2 separate regions of the Homo sapiens genome follow, and region 2 is linked to region 1. Evidence: chromatin loops called from intact Hi-C (ENCODE). Cell type or tissue: adrenal gland. All regions are shown on one strand.

Region 1 (8,000 bases):
AGACAAACGATAACGCAGATAGAGGCCAAGATATCATCTTTATCACTGTTAAAGGCTAAGAGACATTGCCAAATGAGCTTCCTCTATAGCATTCAGAATTAGCCAGATTTATCCATTATCAGTTGTGGTCCAGGGCAGTCTCACCCTGCCTTCCCCAAAAAGAAGGAAGAAAAAAGGACTGGTTGGGGGAAAGGACGGGAGTAAGAGATGGGCTGGAGAGAGCCAGGAGAGTAGCCTCTGCATAAAAGGAATCTCTAAGAATGGAGAAAGCCATGTGTGGTGGTGGTAATGAGACAGACACGTTCTATAAAATGCAGTCATCATCACATCTAGAAATGTCTTAAAATCTAAATGGTTTGGAAATGCTCTTTAATGATGACTGATGGTAATCTGTTAAAATGAAATAATACAGATTGTACTGTGTAATTTTTAAAAGTGATATTAGGTTTAGGTTTAAAGTTGATGATAACAAAGAACATGTTTGAAAGTTTATGTCTTATTTTTGTGGGTTTTTTTGTTTGTTTTTGAGACAGGGTCTCACTTTGTCACCAGGCTGGAGTGCAGTGGCATCATCTTGGCTCACTGAAGCCTCGACCACCTGGGTTCAAGCCATCCTCCTGCCTCAGCCCCACAAGTAGCTGGGACTATAGGTGCAAGCCACCACGCCCGGCTAATTTTTTGTATTTTTAGTAGAGACAGGGTTTTGTCATGTTGCCCAGGCTGGTCTTGAACTCCTGAGCTCAAGCAATCCATCCGCTTCAGCCTCCTAAAGTGCTGGGATTACAGGTGTGAGCCACTGCACCCAGCTGGTTTGAAAGTTTATGACAAGAATACTGCAAAAAAAAATGCTTGCCAGACAGAACATCTTCCTTTGACTCTTCTGTGAGTGAAATAAATGAACCTCTGTTGTTTCAGCCACTGTACAAATATTTCTGCAGTGATGCAAAATAGATGTTACTGAAAAACACACACTCAGCAAAAGCGAACATTAAAAAGACTGCTTTCAGGAATATCAGGATTATAGTCAGACCACTAAAAAATTTATGCAGCTTTGTAACTAGAACACTAACAAAACAGTATTGGTACCTTGAGAGAGACAACTTGGACAGTCCAGGCAGGAAGCTCAACACGTTTGGAAGTTGCCTCAAGGCTTTAAAATGCTATTCAAAATAATTGTGGAATATCACAGAGATGAAGAACAGATTAGCCATTGCTGGGGTTAGGGATGGGTGGAAGGGGCGAGGTATGGCTGTGAAGGGAGCCTTGTGGTAATGGAACAATTCTGTAGCTCAGTTGTGTAGTGGCTATATTAATCTATACATGTGATACAATTGCACAGAGCTGCACACACACACACACACACACACACAGTATATAAAAATGATCAAATCTGAATACACTCTGTAGATTGTACCAATAAGCAATTTCCTGGCTTTGTTCCTGTACTGTAGTTGTGCCAGATGTTACTATTGGGGCAGCTAGGTGCAGGGTATATGGAATACATATAGATAGCAATTTCCTGCAAAACTATAAATTTCTCAAAAATCAAAAGTTAAAAAAAACATTGGCCAGGTGCAGTGGCTCACACCTGTAATCCCAGTACTTTGGGAGGACAAGATGGGCGGATCACCTGAGGTCAGGAGTTTGAGACCAGCCTGGCCAGTATGGCGAAACCCCATCTCTAATAAAAATTCAAAAAAATTAGCTGGGTGTGTTGGTGGGCACCTGTTAGGAAGGCTGAGGCGGCAGAATCACTTGAACCTAGGAGATGGAGGTTGCAGTGGGCCGACATCGCGCCACTGCACCCCAGCCTGGGTGACAGAGCAAGACCCTGTCTCAGAAAAAAAAAAAAAATTTTAATTACCGGGCAGAAGTGCTATCTGTGGTTGTAGAATCAATGCAGATGGAAATGGAGCCCTGAGCCAGTGGCACTGTATCTAGGCAGCCAGAAAAGGAAGTGTAACCTGCCCTGGGCATGGCTGGGCGTCTGCCTGTTTAAAAAGGATGCTCAACATGTTGTACTTATTTTTATTTTCTCAACATATACCAGAAATAGTTCTTGCCTGTGTATCAGCCAACCTAAGGATATTCTCCCCCTTTCTGTTGAAGGTTAGAATTCTATTCTCACTACTCAAGCTCCTCTTCTTTCAACATATGTTAGCGTTTTGAATTTGATGTGTTCTCTTTATTCAGGATCTACGTAGCCATTTAGAAAGGTATACTTGATTGCAAGCGGGACATTTTCCAAATATAAGCCATAATATATGTAAGGATCAGAGAGTCTTCTGGGAAGATTTGAATCATGTGAACAGACCTCCCTTTTGTGCAGATACTCAGGTGTATTTCTGGGAACTGGCTTCTGCAGACTGTTGATGTCCCCATGTGTAAATGAATACACAGGCTCAACAAAACTATAGTTGGTGACTGCAAAAGCCCTCAACTCAAAGGTCTTAACCATCATTGCAGAGGAATCACCAGGGGCATTTGTTTAAAATGCACATTTCCTGATCTTTTCCCAGAGTTTCTGAATCTGTTGGTCTGGGGACAAGGTCCAGGAATCTGCAGTGTCACATGCACCCAGGGCATGTTGACGCTGTCTCTCTGAGGACTGCTCTTTGAAAAACAGGCTTATATCACAACAAGAAGGAGGCTGGCCCACTAGCTTTTAAGTATTTAGCTGATTTCCTGCTGAAATAGTGCAATGTGGTTAACAGTGAGCCTTGGAAGAGATGAGTAAAGGTGATGCTTCAAAGACATGCTGAGCAAACTGAAAAGCAAGTTAAAGCGCCGTGACATTGCTTCCAAAAGCCAAGGATTGACAGCAGCTGACAGTCATGCTGGTACCTGTGTCACCTTTGAATACAAAGAACATTGGGCATTTTGACTTATTTCAGCAGGGATAAAATGTTAGGGAGGAAAATATTCCCCTAACTGCCTTCCTCCTCTGAAACATCAATGTAGAATAATAATGCCTTCTACTCATGTATCAGCTTTCCAATCACCAACTTATTTGAAGGCATCACAAAAGAGACCTTTTAAATCATCTACCCTTAGGCAAATAGTACATTTCTTGAAATTCCTTGAATGTTGAAAAATGTACTTTTGAAAAAGACATTCCAAGACATTCTTTATAGCTTAGAAACATTTCCGTCTCAGGATGTTAGGAGATATCCAGGTGAAGTAAAAACACAGAAGGAGGCAAAAAGCTGGTTGGCAGATTATTCAGACATCCAGGAAAATTCTATGCCCATGTGACTCTGTGTTGCATTTGAATTTATAAAAATCATGAGATCTGTGTTTCTCCAAACACTGCTTCAACCATTCAATGAAAAACATCCTTCTTGCACTCTTGGAGACACTGAGTTCTGCCTGGTCCATTTTTAGGACTTGCATTTGGAAGACCTTCGCCTCAAGGACTAGAGTTCATTGTTTTTGTATATTCAACATTTAGTATATTATCCAATGTGTAAAAGATATTAAATAGTGTTGACAGATTGAAGGGCCTCTTCTAGATGGCACTAACTAAGGGGAATTTAGAATGGGGTGGAAGGAGGAAAAGGAAAGGTTATTACCAGACCCATTCTCTCCTTTTGCTTTGAAATTCATGGTACTCGATAATTGGTTCACATCCAAAGAGTTAACTGAACTAGATGAGGTGCTGTGTAACTTCTGCAGGCCAGAGGGAAGAGAAGAGAGTAAGAGCTAACAAGTATTCAAAAAAAAAAAAAAAGAAAAGAAAAAGCTGAAACCTATAGTCTCAGCTGCTTGGGAGTCTGAGACAGGAAGATCCCTTGTGCCCAGGAGTTCAAGTACAGCCTAGGCAATATAGTGAGCCTTCGTCTCTAAAAAAAATTTGTTTTTAGTTTTTTAAAAAAGAAAAAACAATAGAGCTAGAGATCTTCAACAAGTAAGACCCAGTGTCAAGGCAGGCCACTCTAATTAGATATTTGGATCAAATATAATTTAAGGTTAACAATAATTACTGCACCAGACCCTTTATTTGAATTATTACATTTAATCCATACAACAAACCTATGAAAAGGAATAATCTGTAAGAGGCTTATTGCAGCCCCAGCCACTATCACCTGATGGATGCCCAAATAATTGTGTTTTAATAAATGAAGGAATGAGTGAGGAAATCTTCACCTTTGCAGGTAAAGAAACTGAGGCTCAGAGAGGGAAGGGAGCTGTATTTGAATAGCCATTCTATATTTTCAATGTGCTAATAATAAATGTGGTTTCATGTAATCAAGTTTATTAACTGTGCTCATACATGTTATTCTACTCTCAGTGTGACCTCCAAGGTCTACCAGTTGTGAATCTTAGCAACCAGTAGGTGGCGTCCCCATGCAGTATTAATACTCAATGCTCATCCAGTAGCAGCCCCTTCCAAATTGAGGAAGTAAGACCCCTCTGGAGCACTTCAAAATAGTAATTTATAAGTAAGATAAAATGATCATTGAAAACTCCTGGAATTGCATCCCAATGGCTTTTATAAATGTATTTTTGATAACGGAGTGAATTGTGCTACCCCTCCCCCACAAAAATATGGTCACCCCTAATCTCTAGAGCCTATGAATGTGACTCTATTTGAAAAAAGAGTCTTTGTGGATGTAATTAAGTATCACAAGATGAGATCATTCTGGATTACCTAGGTCATTACCTAAATCCAATGGCGTATCCTTATGAGAGCAGAAGAGGAGAAGGTCATGTGAAGACAAAGATAGAGAGTGGCAGCCACATACCAAAAGATGTCTGCAGCCACCAAATAAGTAAAACTGTTTCAAAATCAAGGCAGTTCGCTTAATAAAATCATGATGTTTCAGTCAGGCATACTGACTCACACCTGTAATCCCAGCACTTTGGGAAGCCAAGGCAGGCAGATCCCAGGCCAGGAGTTCAAGACCAGCCTGGCCAACATGGTGAAACCCCATCTCTGTTTAAAAAAAAGAAAAGTAAAAACATTTTAAAAAAATAATAAGATAAACATGATGTTTTAAACTCAAGTACTTAACCAAAGTATTCAACCTACAACATTATAGGTCTTTGATGTGTATATTACTTTGAACATGAATGTTTGTATCATTTGTGAGACAGAATTATATTGGAGATGTGTATTTTGATTTCCCCAAAGATAACAAACCTTGTCTCTTTTCTAAGATCATACCACTCCCATACATCATTCAAGAACAATGAGGCATTCAATTATCCATCACAACTTTTCCAAGCGCAGTATTAGAAGCAACCCAGGGACCATGGAGAGATAAATGTGCATTACAGTCATCTCTGAATAAGCCATTCTTGTCTTATTTATTATGACCTTGCATAGGCACTCATTCAAATACATTCAGCAAACACTTATAATGTACCTAGCAGGTGCCAGGTGCTCTACTAGATGCTGAGCAGTCAACAATGAATCAGATCTAGTTCTTGAAGTTCAGTTGAAAAAATCAAAGTCACCTAGGAGAGAAGAGCAAGGAGTCAAATATGGTGCATGTGACAAGTGAGAATGGGTAGGGGTGGTGGAAGCACACGTAGGAGGCAACCTTCACTCAGGGCCAAGAGTGGGAAGAGGAGGAGATAGCGCCCAGGCTGCATCTTGAAAGCACAGTTAGCAGAAGTAGGGACTGGGACACATGGTGGGAGGAAGCAGCAGCAGGAGCAGAGATGTCTGGGAACCAGCCAGAGAGTCACTTTGTCTGGACTGGAGACTTAAATTGAGGAAAGGCCGGATAGGCAAACAGAGCCATGAAGGGGAAGGGCTTTGGTAAGGGGTTTGAATTTTCTCCTTAAAACAACAGAGCATCAGTAAAGGGCTTTATATCAGTTACTGAGTGATAGGATCAGATTGCTTTTTTGGAAACATGAATCTGCCGGTGTGTGATGGTGAAACAGAATATGTGGCAGGGGTAGTGAGAGAAACCAGGTAAGGAGTGTTGAGACCATCCATGCAGACATTAGGAAAGCCTGGCAGCTGCAGAGGGGTGAAGAAGAGGAGAGAGTCTGGAGAGGGTTGATATGGTTAGGTTTTGTGTCCTCACCCAAATCCCATCTTGAATTGTAATCCCCGGGTGTTTAGGGGGAGATCTGGTGGGTAGTGAGTGGATTATGGGGGGGGGGGGGTTTCCCCCGTGCTGTGCTTGTGATAGTGAGTGGATTCTCATGAGGTCTGATGGTTTTATAAATGGTAGTTTCTCCTGCACTGACACACCCTCTCTCGCCAGTTGCCATGTAAGATGTGCCTACTTCCCCTTCTGCCATGATTGTAAGTTTCCTGAGGCCTCCCCAGCCATAGGAAACTGTGAGTCAATTAAAGCTCTTTCCTTTATAAATTACCCAGTCTCGGAAAGTTCTTTATAGCAGTGTGAAAACGGACTAATACAAGGGTATTAAGGGAATAGTTCTTAGGATTAGATATGGAGGTGAAGGAGGAAAAAGTAGAATGGGAGAACTCTTACCAGTTTTTGAACTCCTGAAAGATTAAGCCCTGGCTTTTCATCTCTGTACCAACCTAGCCACCTTGACAAAGTAAGTCCTCAATTTGTTAGCAGTAGAATAGAATTTCCTGGTTTTCTGTTAGAAACTGAGTCTCTGAGTCGTTTTCACATGCTCCTGGAATACCCTTCACTTTCAAGTATATAAAGCTGTTAGGAGAGTGAATTTATGACTCTCAGAAGGGCCTCCTGTTTTTGTTCATCTGCCCATTGAGCGGCTTCTTACTGAATTAATGGCCTGGTGCATGAATCACAGGGACTGCCAGTGCAGAATTGAGTGCTGACAGGTGGTTTCGGCTCTCTCATATCTCTGTTGCTGCCTTGAGTTCTAGGCAAGGGTCAGCCATGGCTGAAGCCTTCCCCTGCATCTGTCCCTGCCCCCAGGTCTCTCACAGGCATCAATAGCGTACATATTTATACTCATTCTGTAGAAAGGCCACTGTTCACGTCTCTCTGCCTACAACCCCTGAATAAATTCCTACAGCTCTACTGATTGAGGCCTTTTTAAATCATTTTTTGACTGAATGACTGAGCAAATGAAGCATTGTGCTCATGAAGTGCTAGATAGGGGAGTAGCAGACTTGCTTTCTGAAGCCAGAGTGCATTCAATGTGTTTCAACAGGAAGGCACCCAGAAGAGAAGGAAACCAGGGAACATAGGACTGAAATCTCTATAGGAGCAGCAGAGATGGTGTTAGCAGATAGTCATTCAAGAGGCAGAGATGACTTGGAGCCTCGCTGGGCAGAGAAAGCCTCACAGAGGAAAATGGGTCCCTAAAGACAGTTAGGATTTAGCCAAACATGGGGGGATTGGGGGGAGGTGTACTATTGGCCTACTAGGCTGAAGGACTCCTTTTGTGGGTCTGCTGCTTGCACGGTATGATGTTCAGAATCCCTGAACCCTGTCCACTAAGTGCAGCAGGTCCAAAATACCCCCTCCCTGGAGGGCTGTACTTCCCTGGGTGTGAATCATGGATGGATAGCAGAGGGGAGTGTGACCAAAGGGAGAAGACTAAGGTGCGGGGAAAATACGCGAGGCTTATTTGCAGACTGCTGACAGAGCATCGTGATAGTGGTAGAAGATGCACCAGGAAAACAATGTTTCAAACAGGCTGAAAATGAGGGTTATCTCTAAGTGCTAGTCACAACACGTCCAGATGACTCCAAAGGACCGTGTTAACACGAATGTCAGGCCCAATGAAGAGGTCAAAGGCATTAGCCAGGTGTCGTGGTGCATGCCTGTAGTCCCAGATACTCCAGAGGTGGAGGTGGGAGGATCGCTTGAGCCCAGGCAGTTGAGGCTGCAGTGAGCTATGATGACACACCGCACTCTAGCCTGGGTGACAGAGTAAGATGCTGTCTCAAAATCAAAGGAATGTGGTAAATATGATGTGAGCTTTGAACTTGGAACTAATTTGGAATACCACTTACCACTTACCAGCTGTTTCCTTGGGCAAGTTATTTATGTTTTCTCAGCCGGTTTAATCATCTTCAAAATGAAGATCAT
Region 2 (8,000 bases), 190 kb after region 1:
GTGTTCTTATAGAATGTATTTTTATTTAGATATATTCATTTTATTTTAGTTTACTAGTTTTATTACTTTTTCAATGTTATTTTGTTAATAGGATTTGTATTAATATGTATTATCATTTATTAATTATGCTATAATACAATATTTTAAATTATAGAGTACAACAGGCTTTTAAAAATACTTAACTGCCTTCATTATCACGAACTCATTTTCAAATGGTACTGTGTGACTGCTAAAATTATCAGCGTCTCAAATAAGGCATTAAATGAATGCTCAATTATGTGTATGTTGAGGACAAAATTATGGTGTTTCAAATAAGGCATTGACGTATTGGGTACCATCATCATTCTGATGAAATAATTAATAACATGTACTGTGCACTTTTAATATGCCAGACACTTTCCTAAGAGCTTTACATGGATTAACTCATTTAATCCTCACAACAGCCTTATTAGGTGCAGTTACTCATTGATTTTTTACAGATGAAGGACTGCAAAGGGACATCCTCCTATTTATTTATTTATTTAGGTATTATTTTTTCTTAATAGACTTGGTTCTTTAAAGCAGTTTTAGGTTCACAGCAAAATTGAGCAGAAGGTACAGAGATTCCCCCTATGTCCCCTGCCCCGACACATGCACATTCTCCCCAACTAGCAGCATCTTCCACCAGAGGGGTGCATTTGTTACAACTGATGGGCCTGCGTTGACACATCATTAACACCCTGAGCCCATAGTTGACATTAGGTTCACTCTTGGTGTTTTACATTCTATGGGTTTGAAAAATGTATAATGACATGTTTTCACCATTACAGTGTCATACAGAGTGGTTTCACTGTTTTCACTAAAAATCTTTTGTGTTCCACCTATTCATCCTTCTTCCTGAAGGGTGTCTCTGGCTACTACTATCTTTTTACTGTCTCTATAGTTTTTCCTTTTCCAGAATATCACACAGTTGGAATCATATAGTATATAGCCTTTCAGATTGGCTTCTTTCACTTAGTAATAGGCATTAAAGGTTCCTTCATGTCTTTTCATGGTTTGATAGCTCATTTTATGTTAGCTCTGAATGATATTCCTTTGATGTACCACAACTTGTTTACTCATTCACCTACTGAAGGACATCTTGGTTGTTTCCAAGTTTTGGCAATTATAAATCACCAAATTTTTTAGGAAGGCGGGTGACCCTTGTTTTGTTTATTTTAACTAAATCTGGTCAGAAAGGGCCTGTGAAGTTTAGTTTGGCTCATAAACACAAATTATTCTCCAAAGAAGAGGCTACATTTATATAAACATTAGAAAGCACATTTTTCTTGATTATATAATGGTATTACTGGTTATACTTGTTTTTAACAATGTTAATACATCTGATCGTTTATATTTAGTTTTTATTAGTTGAGACATGATGTGTATTCTTCATTTTAAAACAATTATGCCCAGACTGTATAGTTTAAAGTTGAGGAAAATGGACTTATTATTTAGAGATGCACACAAAGGTGGTAAAAGGAAGCAAGAGCTAGGAAATGACAGTCACACAAACTAAAGAGGTGTTATTTGGAGGGGAAGGGAGGGATGCTGTGACTTAGTAGGAGCATGGGGCAGTTTCCAGAGGGCTGGTGGTATTTTTTCTTGACCTGGTGGGTTTTATCCGTGTTTGCTTTACAATACTCATTAAATTGGATATATTTTATGCACTTTTCTAGATATTTTTATTTCATAGTTTTAAAATTAATCAAACAGTAACCTGTAATCTATCTTTCTAAATTATGTAAAGTTCTCAAATATGAATTTCATTAAGGATTATGCAGTATAGACACACAAAATTATGAATCATTAATTCTCTTGAAATTTTCATTTGAGTCCTTCTTTGTGCAGATTGGGTTGCTTGAACTGGAGTGGATTTTCAAGATCATTTAGATAAATCTCCTAGTTTTACAGTTAAGGAAATTGAGGCCCATCAAGGAGGCATTTGAGTTGAGTGGAGAAATGCATAAATTAAAATCAAAGTATCTAATTGTGAAGCCCAGAAAAGGCAGAAATAAGGAGTGAATAATTTACACAGATTTTAATAAGACATTTTAATTTTTAATTGTAGAACTTGATTTTTAATAACAAATTAATTATAATTTAAAAATTGTTTTTTTTTTTGGTAGGATGGCAGGAAATGGAACCATTGCTTTCTCTGTAAAAAGTGTGTAAAGCCTTGTAAGTATTGAGACTTAGTGTTTGAGATCCTATGAACATATTTTAGAGTTTTTCTCCATCTAAATAGATTTTTCATTGGATTTATAAACGAAAAAATAATCAGTGTAGAGACTTGTAATTTATTTGCTTTTTAATTTTATAGTTATCAGCATGTATGTTCTGCCATGTTCCGCCTTGCATGAGAGATGATTGCTAACCTGTTTCAGTGTGGCGTTTGGTTTGACTTATTTTAATAAGGCATTGTGTCACTCAGCCAGCCTCCATTGTAACAGTAGCTGTCAGCTCATAACTCATTGGAGAAGGGCTGAATTTGTTGCATGTAACAGAAAGAAGTTAGCTAGTTTATGTGGAATTCCAACCTCTTCTCCCTGGTCTCTTTAGCCAAACTAAAACTAGCTGTGCAAACTGGCCACAATACTTCAAGTAAACACTGTTCGTATATCCTACCTTAAAAGTTAATAAGATGAAAAATTACGTTACATGAACTTCCTTTAAAACTTAATTTTTATTTTACAGCCTGGATCCACTGTAGCATCTGCAATCACTGTGCTGTTCCAGATCATTCTTGTGAGGGCCCCAAACATGGCTGCTTTATTTGTGGTGAACTGGATCATAAACGCAGTACTTGTCCTAACATTGCTACATCTAAGAGAGCTAACAAGTCAGTCGAATACTTTACTAGAAAAATGTATTCCATCTGTGTTTTATACAGGATAATCCACAAAAGCATGCAACATTCAGAGGATCTTGAAGTGCCAAGTTAATTGTCACTTTCACTATTAAGTACTGGCTGCATAGATGGATGGAGGGAGGAGAGGAAGATGATTCAAAGAGCTTGCTTTCAAAGAGCTTACAGTTCTACAGCTTAGAGATGAAAATAACCAAAATATGAGGTAGAAAGTGGTTAATTTTACCTCTCCTTGGCTTTACGTCTCATGTGTAAAGTTATAGGGGGTGACAGTTCATGCTTTATTGAAGGACATGATATTTACGTCAGGCTTTGAGGGACAGATCAGATATAGACACATGATGGCAGGAAAGGCTGGAGAAGGCATTTCAGATTGAATAGCAAGTAATTCCACAGTAGGAAAATTGTGAGAAAGCTATTTCTTTGTATCAAATTTTAAGAAAAATATTTAGACATGCTTAATGCTTAAATATTTGAAATTTTTATTACTTTTTTTCCTGTGATTATTTTCACATCTCTCACCAATATTTGATTGGAGCTATGGATTACAACTCAGAGTATGGGGATACCTATGACAATAGCTTATTTAGAAGAGGCACTGCTTCTGGAATAGTTATCCCCAAAACAAAACAAAAAGAGAAAAACATTGCTATTTTAACCGAGCTAATTTGAATGATTATACTTTTTTCCTAACTAAAAGGGATGATAGTGATTAAGTCCTCTTCCTTTATTGCTAAGAAAACTAATGTTACACAGTTATTAATTGGAGATTACCAGACAGCTAAATTTGACATTATATGAAATTATATGACATTATATGAAAATTCAGATTGGGCTACCATGTGACTATGACTTGTAATTTAAAAAAATTGATTTGTGTTAGAAATATCTGATAGTTTAATAATTATTTATGGTAATATTAGAATTCTTTCCCATGTGTTTTATTTATTTGTGGTCAGTGAAAATTTTTTTTTCCATTGTGGTCTAGCCACTTGAATTCTGGCTACTATTACAACTGCCTCGTTCCTACATTTACTCTACTTTAAATAATTATTTCCACTGAGTAATCCAGGATAAAGTAGAGTTTTAAAAACTTAAAGAAGCTTATTGAAGAATCTTTTTTTTTTTTTTTTTTTTTTAAAGACAGAGTCTTGCTCTGTCGCCCAGGCTGGAGTGCAGTGGCCTGATCTCGGCTCACTGTAAGCTCCGCCTCCCGGGTTCATGCCATTCTCCTGCCTCAGCCTCCCTAGTAGCTGGGACTACAGGCGCCTGCCACCATGCCCGGCTTACTTTTTGTATTTTTTAGTAGAGACGGGGTTTCGCCGTGTTAGCCAGGATGGTCTTGATCTCCTGACCTCGTGATCTGCCTGCCTTGGCCTCCCCAAGTGCTGGGATTACAGGCGTGAGCCACCACGCCCAGCCTGAAGAATCTTATAAAATATTTTCCTTAGAATAAACCTTCAAAAATTGAATACAACTTCATAATCATATTAGTCTGGGATTGCTGTACCATTGTCAGTGTGATTCTGTGTGGTAGTCAGTAACGTGCTCAGCCTTTAATTCTGTGAACTTACATGGAAACAATTTGCATTTTGATACTCTATTGTAGGCCCTTCATTGCTTCCTAAATAGCCTCAGCTAGTGTGTTTGGCACTAATATACTATTTCATTAGGGGAAATCATCTAGTATCTTTCAGGACTAGATCTTATCAGGTTTAATTCCAAGAGCAAATCCTGTGAGATGTGGATGCCTGATAATTCTTAAATAATATTACTTTTTTTCTCAGAGAAGACACCTAAACTCCTGTTAATAGTTACTGCTTTCAAAAAATATATATAGTGAAATTGACAAAGCAAAATTATTTTTTTCTTTACAATAGTGAAAAATAACAGCCTTTTTAGCATACGTGACATAAAAGGTCTTTCCAGCTCATGCATTTTACAGCTATCTTATATTAATTTGTTTTTCCTTGGTGTTAATTTTTCTTTAGTTGCTAACTGGAATGATGCTGGCTCCCTCTTGTGGTTAAAGCTCATTTTATCAGTTACATAAATACCTATAATTTAAAGGACAAATACTAGGTCAATTTAATTTTAAGACAAAATAAAACTGACTTATAGTCAGTTCATCATCATTCAAAAACTTTATCTCTGGAAAGTTTTGTGTATTCATATTACAAATGAATATTTTCAAATATTTTCCTCCTGTTTCTGTTTACCGTATCCCCTAGTGAAAGTTCATTCATTTTTAGTCCTGCTTATAAGTGGATGAGCCAAAGAGAAACTTAAATTTTGTGTACAGGCACACATGGCTTCATTGACTTTGCCATTAGAGATTATACTATATTTCATTAAGTTTGCTAAATCATCACTTATCAAGAAATTATCCTACTTTAAAAAAGTGGGGAAATAGATTTATATAGTATGCATGAATCAGTATAATACTGTAAAGATGACTTTTTTGGTTTTAGTTTTCAATCCTACTCCTTCTGTAGACTGTTCTATTTTGAACTGATAAGGTATCCCTAGTCCATAGTGCAAAATCTAAATATGAAAAAATTTAAAGTTGTCAAGCAAAATTCTGCATAATAGTCATGTGGAACTAATAATAGCTAATACTTATTGAGTGATTATTATATGGTTAGCAGTTTGCATATATAAATAATTTAAAGTAGAGTATATAGTAGAGCACAGATCCTGGAATCAAGCTGGTTCTGCAAGTTCCTCATGGGGTGTTCATTGATTTCATAGCATTTTCACCTAAAAAAGTAGGGATAGAGAGGGGGTGACTATCCCCCTTATCTCTGTCTCCCAGCTCCTTGAAGTCAAAGATTATGCCCATTCATTTTTGTTTTCTCAACAGGTAACATATGCTGAGTAAACAAAAAGTGAGGCATAAATTGAACCCATTAGGGGATACATTGTTTATGAAGCTCTTTTCCCAGGTTTATTCCTGACAAGATCAAGAATAAGCTTTTCCTATGGAGAAGCTTATGAGAGGTGAACCTAACAATTGATATTGCTGGGTAATCAGGGGAGGAGTCCTGGTTTGGCATTGTTGTAGCTCTGGCCCCTTCCTTGGTTCTCAATATGTTGAGTGTCATGGCATGATTCTGCTAGCTTGGAGAAGTGAATGGATGGGCCAGTCATTTTCTCAGCTGCAGGTCGCCTGTAACTTAGTGTGGAGAACACCAGAAACAAAGAATCTGTTTTGTCTGGTGTGGTTCAGTGTTTTCAGAGGGTGAGTTCCAGCTTGTTTATTTTGAAGCTAATCTTCAAGATAAGGACCACAAAATGCTGATAACCCTGCGTGGCACTTGTCAGGACTTTTAGATCCGCTGAGGAAAGGAAAATCTGTACGACTTAGGAAACAGGCCCTTTCAAGGCTTCTCGGTTTTTTCCATTGTGCTGTTTCATTTTTCTGTCTCTGCTGACTGCCCCATGTATCAGCTCCTCTCCAAAAAAAACGGAATTCAAGGATTTGGAGATTGAAGTGCTGAGTTGAGCAATACAGATGTACAAAAAACTTTTTTAAAAAGTCCAATCTCACTAGCTTTGCATTTACCTCTGTGGTGTGTTTGCCCCGGACAGCTTGTTCTAAATCCATAGTAACCATCTTTTAAAGAATTTTTTTTTCTCAAACATTTTGCTTGGTTAGGCCTCTGACTCTTCCCTTGTTGTTATGGTTAGGAGACTGAGGATTTATGCTTGCAATACAGTAGATTCTTTCCCTTCTTCTATTTTCTTATTTGGTTAGCTAGTTAATTAAACTTCAACATAATTACATAATTCACTGTGCTCATTCTGTGAAATAATTTAGCACCTTGTTTTCCAGAGCTGTCAGAAAGCAGAAGCAAAGAAAAAGTAATAAGATGAAAATGGAGACCACGAAAGGACAATCCATGAATCATACATCTGCTACAAGGAGAAAGAAAAGGAGGGAAAGAGCCCATCAATATCTTGGCTCTTAAATGTCCAGTGACTGGAGAATAAGAAAGATTTATGGTCCAACCTTTGATGCCATTTTCTGAAAGTGCCACACTGGACTTAAATTCAGCTGCTTCCAGAGGTGTGCACCTTTCTGAGCTAGATAACAGGCAGGTGGCATTTGCTGGTTTACAGTCCCTTATCTGCCTCTCTGGAGACATGGGGAGTTGTTCCATCTTCAGCCAGTTTACTAGTTCTTTCAGCATTCATTTTTCCTCACTTTAAGTCTCTCCCAGTCACATTGTTCTATTTTTATGTTTTCATTTTTTTTGAGATGGAGTCTTGCTCTGTCTCCCAGGCTAGAGTGCAATGGCACAACCTCAGCTCACTGCAACCTCTGCCTCCCGGGTTCAAGCAATTCTCCTGCCTTAGCCTCCTGAGTAGCTGGAATTATAGGCACATGCCACCACGACTGGCTAATTTTTGTATTTTTAGTAGAGACGGGGTTTCACCATGTTGGCCAGGCTGGTCTCGAACTCCTGGCCTCAAGTGATTTGCCTGCCTTGGCCTCCCAAAGTGCTGGGATTACAGGCATGAGCCACCTCACCCAGCTCCGGTCACATTATTCTAGCCTTTTTATCCAAAAAATGGGCAGACCATTCTTTTGCAGAAGATGTCAGAAGAAAATGAAAGTGAAAACCTATGCAGTTTGTTTACCGTGAACATAAAAGTATGTTAATTTAAATAGGAAAATATTTTATGTTAAATATGAAACAATAGTTTAAACCCCACTTGAAAAGTATAGCGTACAATTATTTTTAGACTGAATTTGAAGATGATGGAAAGGGTTTTTACAAAGGCACTGTTTAGATATACAGATTATAATTATAATTACATTATTATTAAATATTTATTCTTCAAGTACTTTTTGCAGTTGTCCTCTGACGGTCTAGAATCACTTAAATGCTTGTTGAATGAGTGAGATGTTTAGAACTACGACTTGCTCTGTCATTCCAGTGTCGTTTAACCTATGCAGTAAGATTCTGTCTTTGTAAAAGTAGTTCGTAGCAGAAGCCAGGATAGTTTGGTAATTAAACGCCCAAACTAAACTCCTCATTCCTACCCTTAATATTTCCTGGCTGTATGATCTTGGCCAGGTCACTCTCTAAAAGCCCCGGTTTCTTCA

Evidence for each region. Hi-C counts contacts between places; a loop is a spot of excess contacts. Peaks named below come from ENCODE experiments on the same cell type or tissue, not always from the same donor. Only the 100,000 strongest peaks of a DNase experiment are listed, where the experiment ranks them.
Region 2: a loop joins it to region 1, with 2.7 times the contacts of the local background. A loop is called at or near these places in 63 of 110 quality-filtered maps.

Annotation. Positions count from the first base shown.
Region 1 is chr4:25,176,378-25,184,377 of GRCh38, forward strand. All of the region lies in intron 1 of SEPSECS-DT (SEPSECS divergent transcript), which reads left to right. Among named protein-coding and RNA genes, the nearest start is that of SEPSECS-DT, 20 kb to the left of the region's middle. RefSeq lists an enhancer at 4,389-4,458. In adrenal gland, a CTCF peak has its summit at 4,340 (motif pointing right); no DNase peak of the experiment used is centred here.
Region 2 is chr4:25,362,307-25,370,306 of GRCh38, forward strand. It overlaps ZCCHC4 (zinc finger CCHC-type containing 4), which reads left to right. Exons shown (of 13, transcript NM_024936.3): 11 at 2,148-2,199; 12 at 2,716-2,860; 13 at 6,723-8,000. The coding sequence ends at 6,858. Among named protein-coding and RNA genes, the nearest start is that of ANAPC4, 11 kb to the right of the region's middle. In adrenal gland, a CTCF peak has its summit at 4,914 (motif pointing left); no DNase peak of the experiment used is centred here; H3K27ac peaks cover 1,797 bases.